Regions from separate parts of the Mus musculus genome. Here region 2 is linked to region 1. Evidence: chromatin loops called from intact Hi-C (ENCODE). Cell type or tissue: left cerebral cortex. All regions are shown on one strand.

Evidence for each region. A loop is a pair of places that touch in the nucleus more often than their neighbours do. Peaks named below come from ENCODE experiments on the same cell type or tissue, not always from the same donor. Only the 100,000 strongest peaks of a DNase experiment are listed, where the experiment ranks them.
Region 2: a loop joins it to region 1, with 2.6 times the contacts of the local background. A loop is called at or near these places in 3 of 42 quality-filtered maps.

The regions. Positions count from the first base shown.
Region 1 is chr2:5,157,271-5,165,270 of GRCm38, reverse strand. All of the region lies in intron 2 of Ccdc3 (coiled-coil domain containing 3), which reads right to left. Among named protein-coding and RNA genes, the nearest start is that of Ccdc3, 23 kb to the right of the region's middle. In left cerebral cortex, a CTCF peak has its summit at 3,939 (motif pointing right); DNase peaks (open chromatin) are centred at 1,724, 2,337, 3,174 and 3,620; H3K27ac peaks cover 560 bases.
Region 2 is chr2:5,097,646-5,105,645 of GRCm38, reverse strand. Gm39755 (a long non-coding RNA gene) reads left to right here and starts at 2,208. Exons shown (of 3, transcript XR_865945.3): 1 at 2,208-3,996; 2 at 4,136-4,253; 3 at 4,451-4,630. In left cerebral cortex, no CTCF peak of the experiment used is centred here; DNase peaks (open chromatin) are centred at 3,424, 3,673, 6,897 and 7,504; H3K4me3 peaks cover 290 bases; H3K27ac peaks cover 343 bases.

The DNA of each region.
Region 1 (8,000 bases):
CCACTTGGGTTTGATCCCCAAAATTCACATACCATCCCATGAAGTTACAATGTCTTAGAAGCAGTGCTACATCCACAAATGTCATGAAACAAATGAGTCAGGTGCCTGAGATGGGGGAACTTCTAAAAATCAAAATCTAGCAAGGCCGGATAGATCAGTTAGCACACTGAAGATGAGCTCAGAGGGGGCCCCCCAAAATGTGTCAATGTCACCTTAAGGAATGAAAAAGCTACTTCCTCTTGGATTAGTTTGACCAAAAGCAAACCCAAATTTAAATTCTTCATTTTTCTCCCTGTGGCTTTTGTCTCTCTGTAGGTTGTGGTTACTGGCCTATCTCTATCTATCTCTTGTACCTGTCTGATCCGTCTGTCCCTACTACCCATGTCTTGTGCTGGGCGTCTGTTCTGTCCTGTGTGTGTGTGTGTGTGTGTGTGTGTGTGTGTGTGTGTGTGTGTGTGTGTACACACATGCATGCACGCACACGCGTGCACCTGTACCTAGTAAAAGTATTTACTCTGTTTTTCATGAACAACGGAGAAAACTTAGGATGGGAAAGAAGTAAGGAGTTCTTTCAGAAATCTTCAAGAGTTTTATGAGGAAAGAAGTTACTTTGCGCACCTAGAACAGCAAACAAAACCACATCCCATCAACCTGCATCCACATGCTGCATCCCCCATGTATGGGATCTTTGCTGACCTGTCGACAGTTCTCAGTAAATACTACAACACACACATACACTGTTCTGGGTAAGGGCAAGAAAGAGTACATAACTTCTGATTTAAGCTATGCACTTAACGTAGGTTGTAAAAGCTAACCACATGAGAAATCCCCTGCACAGTAAGTTCGATACACTGTTTTCTTAAAGGCGGGTTAGATTTAAACTTGAGAAGTTCAGTCTTAAGTGACCTCAAGGAATATTATTAACTTAGTTGCAAAGCTGGAAAAAGTTGAGGCTCTTTGGAAACTCTTACTACAGCCAAGAACTCCCTGTGGCCTCTTCTTTCGTCTGTCTCTCTCTCTCTCTCTCTCTCTCTCTCTCTCTCTCTCTCTCTCTCTCCCTCTCCCTCTCCCTCTCCCTCTCCCTCTCCCTCTCCCTCTCCCTCTCCCTCTCTCCCTCTCCCTCTCCCTCTCTCTCTCTCTCTCTCTCTCTCTCTCTCTCTCTCTCTGTGTGTGTGTGTGTGTGTGTGTGTGTGTGTGTGTGTGTGTGTCCCTCTAGGCAGTCCCTTTCCTAAGTTTAAATTAGGGTTATGGGCTTAGATCATCCCTTCTCCTCAAGCCCCTGATCCAAGCGAAGGCCAGTCTTTCCAGTAAACACCCTCCCCTCCGGGGTTTTCTCAACCTCTTTCCATCTCAGAAGAGTTAAGGAAGGTGCCCTTACCATGCATGGCACCCCATGCATCACCCTCCCCAAAAGAAAGGGGAGGCCCACACCCTAGTCTCCCATGAAAACAAACCCAAGTTTCATCTCCAGGTTCCCACCCCCCTGCCCTCACCAGCCCAGACTCTGCCTGGGCAGGTATATTCTGGAGTGCTAGGCAGCCCTACCTCTACCTGGCAGACATTAAATTAGCCTTATGCGATTCAGAAGTCTAGGAAAGGGGATTTTCAAAAGTGGAAAGAAATCCACCAGCCCAGTCCAGCCCGCTGATTTTCCAACTAGAGGAGAGGAAAATGGATCAACAAGAAGACAATCTTCCTACGGTCTCAGAACTTGCAAACTCCCCCTCCCACAGATGGGCAAAGCTTGCAGAACTGACTCTCACTAGCCTAGTGTCTGCTAGCCAGAAATCAAGTGGACAAAGTCCCGCCAGCCGTTTTTCTCATCTTACCAGCGCTTCTCACATATTACCACAGAAGCTTGCCACAGGAACATATACGGTATGCAGTTAACTAGTCGTTCTTACCAGAAGGGCTCAATGCATCCCGCTTTACCATCCCTCTCAGCTACGTTACCAAGAACAAGTTAGCCCACTCCCAATCTATAGGAGTGAGGTCTAGCTTCAATGGGTTGGAGCTAGCCAGGCTAAGAACCAGGTCACAGCTCAGGCCCCAAAGGTGTCTTCCACCGTGCATCACACTCTCTTCAGAACAGGAATGGCTAACCCCAGCATAGTTAGTTACATTTGTGTGTTTTGCCTCTGACTTCTGTGAGTCCTTGTATCAGAACCAGCTACATGGACAATGTCAGTTTGTCCTGCTAGCAGCTGGAGCACAGAACAACAGCCCAGATAAAGCCAGGAAGCGACCTCCGAGCCTCAGGGAATCTGGCTTCTGCAGTGCTGGCCTTGGAGCAGCCGGACAGGGAGTGGGTGGGGGTAGCAGCAGACACAGGCAAAGCCTGCCTGTGGGCAGATAACCATAAGAACAGCTCGGCAGGATTCAGTATTCACTCACACATTCACAGAGCATTTACTGAGCACATGGGAAACAAGCCACAGGGGTCAGGCCTGGCAAGATGGCTCTGCAGGTAAAGGACCTGACTTTGATTCAGAACCCACACGGTGGGAGAAAAAAACTGAGTCATACAAATTGTCCTAATTTCCAGATACATGCTGTGGCTTGCACATGTGCACATGCATGTACACACACACACACACACACACACACACACACACACACACACACTAAATATAATAAAATCTTTTACAAAGAGCACTGGAGTCAGAGGAGGGAGTGGGCTAGCAAAGGAGGTGCTGATATGGGGAATGGGATGGTCCAGAATTCTAAGACACACTCTGCCCTAAGAGGAGACTTATCAAACCAAAACTCCACAGTCACAAGGGCCAACATCTTGTGGGGTGTGCTCTCTTCATCTGGTCCCTGGGCTGCTTTCATCCATAGCATCACCACACAAACAGATAAAAACAGACACATGGGCCGTACATAGTGCTGTCTGTATACAAATAATTCAACCCTTGCTGAAAAGAAGACCAGAGAAGAGGGGATGAATCCTGAACCAGTGGAAGACAGAAGATGCTTGGAGTAGACGGACTGTTCTGAAAGACACACTAATGGCAGATACAAGCTATTCTGTATTTGCCCACACACAAATGTAACACCAAACATGGACCCTAATGAAAGCCATGGGGCCCGTGTGATAACAGTATCTATAACTGTAGGCTGACAGATCCTTAAAGCCATGTCCCACCCTGCTGGGGGTGTTGACAGTCAGGGAGGCTGCACATATGTGAAGGCAGCAGGTATGTGGGAGTTTCCTGCATCTCTATCCCACTTGCTGTGCTATAAGAAACAAAATCTATTTTTTTCTAGTTTGGTATATGTGTGTGTGTATAGGTGTGCTTACAAGTGTACACAGGTGTGTGCAGACAGTAGGGATCAATGTCTGATCTAATCCCTAGTTGTTCTTCAGTTTTGCTTTATTAGAGAGAGTCTCTCTCTCTCTCTCTCTCTCTCTCTCTCTCTCTCTCTCTCTCTCTCTCTCTCTCTCTCAACCTGAAACTCACTGGTTTGTCTAATTTGGCTGGCCAGTGAAGTTCAGGGATCCTCCTGTCTCCCCCTCCTTCCACAGTCAGTACTTTCCTAAGCTCCTGACTAAACCAACTCCCTGGTGCCAAATCTAATTTTTCCTTTTTTTTCCTTCCCCCAAGACAATGCCTCACATAGCCCAGGCTGGCCTCCAATTGCTACATAGCCTAGGATGACCTTGAACTTCTGGACCTCCCACGTGGCCATCAGTTTATGCAGTTCTGGGAATCAAACCCAGAGCGTCAGTCATGTTAGGCAAGCATTCTGCCAAGTAAGGACCACCCCCAGCCCGCAAACCTAGTCTTTACAAACCACTGCCTCCTCTCAATCATAAAATGATTAAATGGGGTGAGGGCTCTGAGTCACCCACTAGCCCACACTGTCTCTATACCAACGCTCTCCACAGCAGCCATCACCTCATGCTCTGGCCTGGACAAAGACTCTCACACGTCAGCAGAGGGCGCTGCACAGCATGGCAGGCTTCTGAGTGCCCCACCCCATGCCTCCCACCATCAGGGGTTCGGGCTCTGAAGAGGCATCCACTTAGAAGTCCAGACTCTGCCACCATGAGCTCTACCCCACGCTGCAATGGCAGGTAAATGCCCATGGGTCACAAGGCAGGCCCTTTGGGACTCACTAAACCTGAGACCCCCCCTTTCTCCCGTGGGACACTTCCTCGTCTGTGTCTCAATGTCTGTGCTGAACGCTGCATGGACATCTCACCTAGATCTCAAAACTCAGAAAGGGGACCATTCTTGTAGCCCATAGCCAAAGCTAAGGCTCGGTGACACTGAAGGACATAAACGCGCTTGCAGAGTTCATAAGAAACAGAGCTAAGATGCTACCCTAGGTCTGTCCCAGTCCAGATTCTGAGATGCCATCCACCTTCAGTAATTTCGGGACTGTCATTCCTCAGTGCTGCCTCGATGTCCCTGATGCTCACTGATACTGGATACATAAAGCTCCTTATTATTGTTATTTGGTGTGTGTGTGTGTGCGTGTGCATGCAAACATGTGCACAGTGGGGGGATGCACACACCACAACATGTATGCGGTGGTCAGAAGACAACTCTCTTCCATCTCAGTCCGTCAGGTCCATCAAACCAGCCGTCCGTATAGATCTTAAAGGAGGAGGGCAAACCCCCACCCTTAGAATAGGCACTTAGATTGCAGTGTTGGCAACCAGAGCTTCTAAAAGCCTCCGTCATCAGCAGGTCCCTCCAGAAAGTGATGCCCCCACCCCCCAGGCAAGAGAGAAATCCATTTGCTACAGAGATTGTCTCGAGGCTTTAGAAGTGACCTCCACAGAGGGCTTCAATTAATTAGTGTTTCTCATAACAGAATCCAGGCTCCCCTGGGGCCTCTCCAGTAAGATTTCATAAGCAGTATTTTAAACACTGGACCATGTGCTCTGCTGCCTCCATTGGCAGTCTCAATATTTCATCCCAAACAGACACGCGTTAAGTGCCTATTGTTCATCAACAGAATTGGATGTGAGAAGACCAAAGTCTCGCTCATTACCCGCTTCAGATAAATACTCACTGGGGTCATGCCTGGATATGGGCTCCATCTTTTTCTGGAGCCACAGTGCACATGAACAAGCTCAGCCTGGACTTGTGCATGGCGGGGTCTGGATGGTATCAACTGTGTGGTCGAAGGAACCCAATACATCATCTGGACAGAAGTCACTCTCCAGCTCTAAAACGTGTACCTCACTCTCATTTCAGGATGAAAGGCTCAAGGCTTTTAAATTTAAGTATTTGAAAGGAAGGAACGAATTCTTACTGCTGCCCTTTAACACGTACCTTGACTTAATCTACACCACCAGCCGTGTGGCAGAGCCTTGAGGTCCTGTGACAGCAAGGATGAGGTAGTGAAGAAGCAGAAAGAAACTGTAGGGCCTGTTGGAGTTGGGGGGTTAGTCAGTGAAGAGACACCATGACCACAGCAACTCTTACAAAGGAAAGCATTCAGTTGGGGCTGTTGCAGTTTCAGAGGTTTAGTCCACTGTCATCATGGTGGGAAGCATGGCAGTGTGCAGGTGGCCGGGATGCTGGAGGAAGAGCTCGAGAGTTCTACTCAGATCCACAAGCAACAGGCAGAGAGTGACACTGGGCCTGACTTGAGCATTTGGAAGCCTCAAAGCCCATCCCCAGTGACCCACTTTCTCTAACAAGCCCCACCCACTCCAACAAGGCCATGCCTCCTAAGCACCCCCCCCCCATCAAGTAGCACCACTCTCCAATGAGAAGCATTCAAATCTATGAGTCTAAGGGGGCCACTCCCATTCAACCCACCACAGCCCCCAAATATGGGGGGGAGTGAAAAATACTCATGAAGAAAGAAAGAAAAAGAAAGAAAGAAAGAAAGAAAGAAAGAAAGAAAGAAAGAAAGAAAGAAAGAAAGAAAGAAAGAAAAAGAAAGAAGGGAGGGAGGGAGGGAGGGAGGGAGGGAGGGAGGAAGGAAGGAAGGAAGGAAGGAAGGAAGGAAGGAGCACACAAGCCAGGGTGGGCAGAAAGCAAGCAAGCTGAGAGCTGGGGCAAGCAACCTGGGGTCTCTGTGGAGGGAATAATGAGTGGAGGAATGGAGGAAGGAAGAAAAGAAGGAAGGAAGGAGGGAGGGAAGGAGGAAGAAAGGAAGAGAGAGAAGGAGGGAGAAGAAGAAGGGAGGGAGAGAAAATGATGGAGGGAGGAAAGGAGAAAGAGAGGAAGAGAGGGAGGAAGGAAAAAGGGAAGAGGGGAGAGAAGAGGAAGGGAATCTAGAAACCACAGGCACTTGATCTCTGGTAAGCCAAGTACTGAGGACTACAACCATGTCCCCATGTCCCTGAAAACTAGAAAGCTGTCCTTCTCTCAGAGCCTCTTTCCAGCCCTGGGGCCAGGACACAGAAGGAAGGACTTTCCCTGAGATACAGAACCAACTGGAGCACATCTACAGCTCACCATCTACAGCTCACCATCTACAGCTCACATCTACAGCTCACATCTACAGCTCACATCTACAGCTCACATCTACAGCTCACATCTACAGCTCACATCTACAGCTCACATCTACAGCTCACATCTACAGCTCACATCTACAGCTCACATCATCTACAGCTCACATCTACATCTCTGTCGCATCCTTTACAGCTCCAGGGGTATTTCAGATCAGAGCAATTTCAGTTTCATTTCTCTTGTTCTGTGCATGTAGACATGCACGTGCTTGTGTGTGTGTGTGTGTGTGTGTGTGCGTGTGCGTGTGCGTGTGCGTGTGCGTGTGCGTGTGTGTGTGTGTGTAGGCTATCCTCACTCACATGCTACACCCCTTGTTTGTTTTAGGCAAGGTCTCTCAATGAGCTTGTAGGCTGAGCTAGCTGGCCAGGGAGCCCCAGGGACTCACCGTGCAGCCTCAGCAATTGGCTTACCAGCATGTAGCACTATAACTTCCCTTCTCTTATGTGGTTCCTGGAGTTCAAACTCTGATCTGCCAGCTTGTGAGGCAAGTGCTTTACCTACTGAGCCATCTTGCCAGTAACTTTCAGCAGGACTATTTTACTCAACTACAAAGCTATGTGCAAAACCAAACAAACAAACAACAACCACCCAACTGTACACTTTTGAAACCCCGTGTCAGTGTCTGGATATAAAGTCGATACAGATAGGCTGGGCTGCAGAGATGGCTCAGAGTTTAAAGAGCACTGACTGCTCTTCCAGAGGTCCTGAGTTCAATTCCCAGCAACCACATGGTGGCTCACAACCATCTGAAATGGGATCCAATGCCCTCTTCTGGTGTGTCTGAAGAGAGTGATAGTGTACTCACATACATAAACTACAGACAGGCCCCATGCTAGCAGGTAGGGCTATGGGATAAGCCGTTGTCTTGCAGCCCTACTTTCTGACTTCCCTGACCTTTTTGTCTCTCTCTTCACAGCTTCCTGAGATGTTGCACTTCAGGGTTGGATTAGACAGTTTTCTGTCCCTGGCAGTCTGCATCCCACATCTGTGCAAAATTAACAGACTGGCCTCAAGAGTCCCAGGTCACCTCTGGGGGACCCTGAACGTTCCTGCCAACAGCATCTAGGCTTTGCTTAGCCCACCCACCCCCCAGGAGGGATGCATGATTCTGCCGGGTGTCACGGCTGAGATGAGATACAGCCTCTGAAGCCGGGCAGCATCCCAGAGAGTCTGGGCAGCCAGAGCCAAGACTGCCTAGGGGGACAGCAGGAAATCTCCCTGAGCACCAGGTTCACAGGCAGCATTTGTAAGCACTGAGATCCAGCAGCCTCAGAAATGTCCCTGCAGGCCTATGATAAAGGCAATGTATGCTGGGAAAGCTGAACGCTGAAACTAACCCCTGGGTAAGGGTGGCTCAGAGGGCCTCTGAGAGGGAGGAGGAATCTGGAAGAAAAAAAGGATAAAATCAAGACCCTGAGCTGGAAAGGTGGCTCAGGGGCTAAAACCCACGTGGAGCCAAGGATGAAAGCCTGGAGGCCCCAATTTGATCCCTGAAACTCCATAAAGTAGGAGGAAGGA
Region 2 (8,000 bases), 60 kb after region 1:
TGAGGAAAGACAAACACGGTATATATTCACTTATGAATGGATATTACCTATGAATTAAAGGATAACCATGGTAAAACCCACAGACCCAAAGAAGCTAAATAACAAGGAGGGTGTACTGGCTAGTTTTGTGTCAACTTGACACAGCTGGAGTTGTCACAGAGAAAGGAGCTTCAGTTGAGGAAATGCCTCCATGAGATACAACTGTAAGGCATTTTCTCAATTAGTGATCAAGGGGGAAGGGCCCCTTGTGGGTGGGACCATCTCTGGGCTGGTAGTCTTGGTTCTATAGGAGAGTAGGCTGAGCAAGCCAGGGGAAGCAAGCCAGTAAAGAACATCCCTCCATGGCCTCTGCATCAGCTCCTGCTTCCTGACCTGTTTGAGTTCCAGTCCTGACTTCCTTGGTGATTAACAGCAGTATGGAATTGTAAGCTGAATAAACCCTTCCCTCCCCAACTTGCTTCTTGGTCATGATGTTTGTGCAGGAATAGAAACCCTGACTAAGATAGAGAGCTTAAGGGGTGATACTTCAATCTCACTGAGAAGGGGAAACAGAATGACATCAAGGCTGGATCAGGAAGAAGATTGTCATAGGGATAGGAACACGAGGGGCTAGGTGGGGAGAAAATGGAGGGAGAAAGTAATGGGAGGGACAACTTGAATGGGGAGGGGCATCTCTTGGACAAGCTAGAAACCTAGGGCAATGTAAAAATCCCAGGAACCTATGAGGGTGACTATAGCTAAGACTACTAATAACGGAAGATAGGAAGCTTGATTTTCAAGACTTCCAATAGAGGAACTGGGACACCAACCCAGCCACAAAACCTTCAGCTTATACCTTGTCCTGCCTACAAGATGTGCAGGGGTAAAGATGGAGCAGAAATTAAAGGAATGGCCAACCAATGACTGGTCCACCTTGAGACCCATGCCATGAGAAGGAGCCCACCCCTGATACTGTTAATAATATTGTATTATACGGCTGGGCAGTGGTAGCACATGCCTTTAATCCCAGCACTTGGGAGGCAGAGGCAGGCATATTTCTGAGTTCAGAGCCAGCCTGATCTACAGAGAGAGTTCCAGGACAGCCAGGGCTATACAGAGAAACCCTGTCTCAAAAAAAAAATTGTATTATATTTGCAGAAAGGAGCTTAGCATAACTACTATCAGAGAGATTTCACCCAACAACTAATGGAATCAGATGCAGAGGTCCACAGCCAAACATTAAGTGGAGCTTGGGGAAGTCAGTGGAAGAGGGGATGGAAAGATTGAAGGAGCCAGAGGGGTCAAGAAAACCTATAGAATCAACTAACTTGGGCCCATAGGGCTCACAGACGCTGAACCAATAATCAGGGAGCCTGCATGGGGTAGACCTAGGCCCTCTGCACATAAGTAAAAGTAGTGTAGCTTGGTCTTCATTTGCTTTTGAGACCCTTTCCCCTACTGGGCTGCCTTGTCCAGTCTCAGTAGGAGAGGATGCTCCTAGTCTTCCTGCAACATGATATGCCAAGGCTGGTTGGCATCCGTGAATGGCCTTCCCTTTTCTGAAGAGAAAGGGAGGAGGAGTGGATGGGAAAGGGAGGACTAGGAAGAAGGGTTGAGGGGAAACTGTGGTCAGGATGTGAATTTAATTAATTAATCAACTAATTAATTAACTAATTTTTTAAAAAAGTCTTTTGAAGTTATTCTTAGGTTCAGGTGAAGTTGAGTGATAGAGCTTACCCAGCATGCAGAAGGTCCTGGGTTCCATATGCACACACACATGCATAGACACACACATATACACATATACATATTTACACACATACATACACACACATACACACACACATTTATATCAGAGGACATCAAGTGTCTTCTTCTATCACTCTCACCCCTATGTCCTTGAGATGCTTGCTCTCTCGCACTCTCTCTCACTTGTTCTCTCCTCTCTCTCCCTTCTCTCTCCCCCCTCTCTCTCCCCTCTCTCTCTCTCCTTTCTCTCTCTCTTCTCTCCCCTCTCTCTCTCCCCCTCTCTCTCCTTTCTCTCTCCTCTTCTCTCTCTCTCTCTCTCTCTCTCTCTCTCTCTCTCTCTCTCTCTCTCTCCCCCTCTCTCTCTCCCCCCTCTCTCTCTCCTTTCTTTCTCTCTTCTCCCCCCTCTCTCTCCTTTCTCTCTCCTCTCCTCTTCTCTCTCTCTCTCTCTCTCTCTCTCTCTCTCTCTCTCCCCCTCTCTCTCTCCTCTCTCTCTCTGAACTTGAAGCTTCCTGGTCCCACTGGGCTGCCTAGCTAATGAGTGTCAAAGATCAGCCTGTCTCCATCCCTCAGCAATGAGGTTATGAACACACATGGCCATATCTGCTTTTTTGTAGGTAGTGAGGATCTGAACTCAAGTCCTCCAGCTTGTGCAGCAAGCACTCCTACCCACTGAGCCATCTCCCCAACCTGGCACTCGGCCTTGTACTAGTACTGAAAAATTAATACAAGATGAATGGTATTTTGACATCTGATCAAGGCTTAATTCTAGTACAACTAACTACACAGACTGAAACACCACTCATGGCAGATCCTGCACATTTTTATGTGACTGTTTATTTATACTTCTCCTCTCTTGGCTCCACAGAATAAGCTCTTGTTCCACATTAAGTAACCTTGTGTGTTTATTCCCCCCTCACTGTCTGGGAGTCTAGTCCAAGTGTCTGGCAGAGAACCTTGATAGGGGATTGCAGAGAGTGGTCTGGCCATCAGACAAAGAGACAAGGAACACCCATTGCCATCCCAGAGGCTGGGCTCACTAGGTGTTGAGTGGGCCACCCAGACTAGGAGATACCAGTTGGTTTCCTTTGGCGTTACACTATAGTAAATTCCTTGGAAGCAAGGAGATGTTGTGGTTAAAATGGAGTTTAAACACCAGTGACATGGATCTGAATGTTAACTGTGCCATTTCTTGCTGTGCAATTATCAGCAAATCACCTGAATCCCCTGAGATCCTTTTTTTTTTTTATCTGTCACAGCAGGTGGAGGTGAAGAATGCACCCAATGATAGATAGGAAGAAGAACTTAGAGAATGACAGTTTACAAAATGTCTCTAAAGGTGCTGCATGCATTAGCGCTTGGGAACCAGTACTAACTTGGAGCTTTCCACTAAAATTCTCTACGCTTTGATGCAGGAAGTGTGGAGTCCAGCTTCCTCGGGGTAACTTCCATGATGTGGTCTGTTCAAATCAATAATGTGCTGCTATAGCAAGATGCCTGAGGCTCAGTAACATGTACTGCATAGAAATGTGTTGGTTTGCCGTTCTAGAGCCTGGCAAGTCCCGGATGAAGGAGCTGCCACTCCAGTGATGGCTCGTGCACTAAACCATCCTCTGGCAGAAAGGCAAACAGTGGCTGAGTGGTAACGCTTTTGTGGGTGCATTTGTAGCCTGACTCTTCTCACGAAGTCCCACCTCCAAGTAATGTTTGCATCGGGCTGAAGTTTCTAGCACATGTTTTTAAGGGACACATTCAAACCAGAAAATCATCTCAAGATCCTGTCCAAAAGGTTGATTGTTAAATATGAAAGGCATGTAAGAACGGCCCAGTTAAGGTGAAACCTAGAACTGTCTGACCTAGCACTCTCTGGCAGACCCTTGCTGGTTTCTGTTGTGCTTCTCCTTACGCGCTGTCAGCAGCGAGGCAGAGACCTTCAACTTCTCATTTGGTAAAGAAGTAAAATGCTTCTGCGTGACTTTGCATGGTTGCCAAGGAGATAACTTCTGGTGAGCTGGAAACACAGAATATTTAAAAATAAAACTCTTTGGGCTGGGACAATGGTTCAGGAGGTAAAATGATTGCCATATAAGCACAAAGACTTGCGTTCATGTCTCCCAGGACCATATAAAACGCTGAGAATGGCAGCGTGGGCTCATACTTCTCCTGCTGGCCAGGCAGAGAAAAGAGGGTCCCTGGAGCATGGTCACTAGCTCATCCTGTGCAGTTGGCAACTCTGACTTCAATGAAAGATCGTCCTCAAAAGCTATGATGGTAAGCAATAGAGGAAGACACCTATCATGACCCCTCACCACTACACGCGTGCGCACACCCATTCGCTACATGGGCAAAAGCTTAAAAATAAATAAATAAAATAAGGCAAATATAATTTTTCCAATGTTTCCTGTAAAAGTCAGGTGTGATGGTGCGTGATTGTAATCCCATCACTTGGAAGGTAAAGGCAAGAGGCCCAGGAGCTCAAGGCCATCCTCCATTATGTGGGTCATAATGATCAACTGTTTCAAACTAAAGTAAGTAAACAAGTAAATATCCCCTGAAGACATTAAATGCCATAAAAATGTGATGTTTATCATAAGTCACACATATATGTATATACACATACATATACAACCTCATCTTTAATAGACCAAAATTATTCTGTTAACTTTATTTTTTTCTTTTCTTTTTTCTTTCTCTTTTTGCTGTTTGTTTTGTTTTGTTTTTTGAGATGGCATTTCTCTATGCAGCCACGACTGTCCTGGAACTCACTCTGAAAACTAGGCTGGCCTCAAACTCACAGAAATCTGTCACCTCTGACTCCTGATTTCTAGGTTTAAAAAAGTGCACTGTCTTGTAATTCTTTTTGGTCTCCTATAAGTAGCAAATAAAAATATGGATATAAATGGAATTATTTTTTTAGTTTCCTGTGGCTTTGGTGTTGAAGGCGGCAAAGAAATATTTCCTGACTGAATTATCATGAATTACTATAAACAGGCAATTTATCAAGACAACACAAATACATAATTGTATAAGTAATCATTAAACACAAAATGTACACTTACATCAGAGAAAACACAATCCCAGAGACCTCTACCCAAAGCAGACAGGTCTTCCCAACCTTATTCCTCCCTTGCGATCATTGCTGACATCACTGTTACACGTCCTGTGAGACCCTCTTCATGGAAAGAGGCAAACTATAATGGGAAGGATTTCAGCATGGAAGCACTAATTACTCAGGCTGGCGCTGATGAGGTGATCGATCATCAAAATTATTTAATGATTGAATTCTCTAGCAACTCGATTAGGTCTTTTCTTAATTTTCATGAAAGCGAAGAATCAGAAACCTCCTGGGATTTGCAGAAAGATGTATTACTCCATCAATAGATCATTAATTTTCTTTACTTAAAAAAAAAAATTGGTTTTGGTCTGGCTTCCCAGAGCCCTAGTCCCCTGAGGCAATGGCTGGCTAGTGAGATGAGGAATGGAGAGAAATGTGTCTTGTGTCTGTGATGTGGTTATTAAATAGAAGGATCAAAAAGGAGAGCTCTCAGTTCCATCTAACAGCTCCCCACCATCCGGTGCTCAAAAGAACTATTTTAGGAATAAGTAAAATTAAAAAAAAAAAAAATCGCTAGCCCTGTGTGACCTTAGAAGGTGAGCATCTAGTCCTAAGGATCCAGGTACCCAAACTGGAAGGTCTTGGAATCTCTGCTAGGAGCTAAGTCTCCATGATGAATGGCTACACAGCTAGAGCTCCTCTGACATCTTCAAAGGGCCTCTTCCAGGCCCTCGCAGCACCCTTCCGAATGTCAGAGTCCAGTACAAGGAACTCTCAGAGAAGGGAATTCGGAAGTCCACCCTATTGTTGTTGTTCTTTATTTTAGAGATTCACAATTAATCTGGTGTGACACTCCACGCTGAATCTCTGATGCCTGGCATACAGGACCATCCAAAGCAAGCGTAGCCACTACCTCTCAGTTTCCAGAGGGACGATCCTGCTCTTCTCTCCATGGACAGCTCTCCCTTCTGCACGTGCTTCCTGCTAACGCTAGCCATGCCTTGTTAGAAGTGCTAATAGATCAGGAGAGTCTCTGAACAACCATAACCATACAGATGTTTCCTAAGTGTTTCTATTCATTCTTAAGTGCAAAAAGGTAAACATGGTGTTTCCCTGGCTAACCTTGCCATTAGACAGTACGGAGCCAGTCAACAGAGTATTATCATTAAATGTAAAATGAAAATTTAAATTTAGACGTGTGGAGTGTACATACATAGAGGTTCGTGTGCGTGTGTGTGTGTGTGTGTGTGTGTGCGTGCGCGTGCGCGTGCGTGTGCGTGTGTGTGTGTGTGTGTGTGTGTGTGTGTTAAAGAGAGAGGGAGAAAGAGATTGCATCTAAGAGTACAAGCCTGTCTTTCATTATACCCGGAGCTGCATGATATTTTTTTTTTTTTTGATCATCTGGTTTAAATTTTCCATTTCTCATTGCAAAACTCACAGTCAGGCTGAATAATAATGGAGATGAGTATACAGATTTCGAGGACCACAGCTGGGGAGCAAGACCTCCTAAGTTGTTTACTGCATGGGAATGCGGGTCAGGTCTCCATCGTTAGCATATGGTATGGGACATCTTAGCATCCTGTGATTTCTCTAATCCTCAGAAGAGAGACAAAAATAAGCCCTTTCGGGCTAGAGAAATCAGAGTTCAGTGGGCAAAGTGCTTGTGGTGTAAGTGCGGGGGCCTGAACTGAGTCATCAAATCCCACATTCAAACACCAGTACAGTTCTACACCTGAACTCCCAGAACTGAGTCCTGGGCCTGGCGGCCAGCTGGAATAGCCTACTGGGCAAGCTCTAGGTCAATGATGGGGCTCTGTCTCAAAGAAAATAAAAAATAAGAAATTAAGGTGAATGAATCTGAAAAACAGCAGCCAGGTTTAACCTATGGCCTGCACACGCACATACACACATACATGTGCATCTACAACACACGTGTGCCACACGTGTCACACACACACACCTCCTTTCCCTTTATTCAGCAGCAAGACAGTAAGTTAGAAGTTAACCAACTGTCTATGATGTCTTCACGTACATTTTGGTTAGCAAAGAAATGGCATCAGACTCTCTCTCCACGGCTGGTACTTAAAGTCCACACAGATCAGTTGGTATCTATTGGGAGAACTGGAGGAGAGCCTGCACTGTCTCCCCCCTCCGCCCCCTTTTGCATGCAGGAAGCTATAGAATTGACAGGATCTCTGTTGAAACGTCTGTCCTCACCTGTGAAGTTAGAAACTAGCTAATGAATATTTATAAGCCTCCTCTAGCCAAGGAAGGCAGATGAGAACAGTTGGAAGAAAGAAGATAAAGAAAGAATCAAATCTAGCTTTAAAAAAAAACAAAAACAAAAACAAAATCAAAAACTGTTGAGATTTCTTTTAGAATGTAAATCCTTTTGCAGGGGAAACAAGAGCGAGAGGGGTGGGGGGAGGGAGGGAATTCAGTCCTTACAGTTGAAGAGGAAATTTAGCAGCTGAAATGTGACAGGGTCAAGCCCTTAGCACCCCATATCATGGCGAAAGCGGTCTCTGGTCTCGCAAGCCTGAAAGCTAGACCACAGACACCGCAGAGCATCTGTTGGGAGAGCAGATGCATTATCGCGAGCGGTGATTAAAAGCGATCCCAGGTGTGAGGAACAGCTAGCTGGAGCTGATTTCCCAGCATGCCTCTGCTGATTGAGTCCCTGAGAGAAAGCAGCCCTGCTTTTCTCTCCTTGGTCTCTAAGGAGGAAGTAGGGAATTGGGAGAAGCAGGCAAGGCAAGCGGGTAGCATAAATCTGTCCTGAGGATTTCCTGGGAAAGCAGCTTCGACGCTGCTTGGTTTTCCCCGGGCTGGAGGTGATCACACACCCCGGGCTGTGGTGGGCACATCCTGTGTCAGGGCCACCAGCGCAGTTGCAGGTTTCTGTCCTGCGAGTGCGAGTGCGTCTGTGCTGACATAAGTCTTAGGGACGCAACAGCAGAGGAAAGGCATCTCCTTTCCCGTCAGTCTGTGAAGCTGGCATGTTGCAGGAAAGCAATCCGTAGGGCAGTGGGCTCTCAACCTGTGGGTCATGGCCACCAGCCTATTGGAAAAATATTTCTGATGGTCTTAGGAGCCTCCGACCATAAATTGATTTCCGTTGCTATTTCTTAACTAATTTTGCTACTGAGTGCTGTCTCAGTCCCTCAGACCACTGGAAATAGGTATTTACCCGCGGTCACGAATCACAGGTTGAGAACCG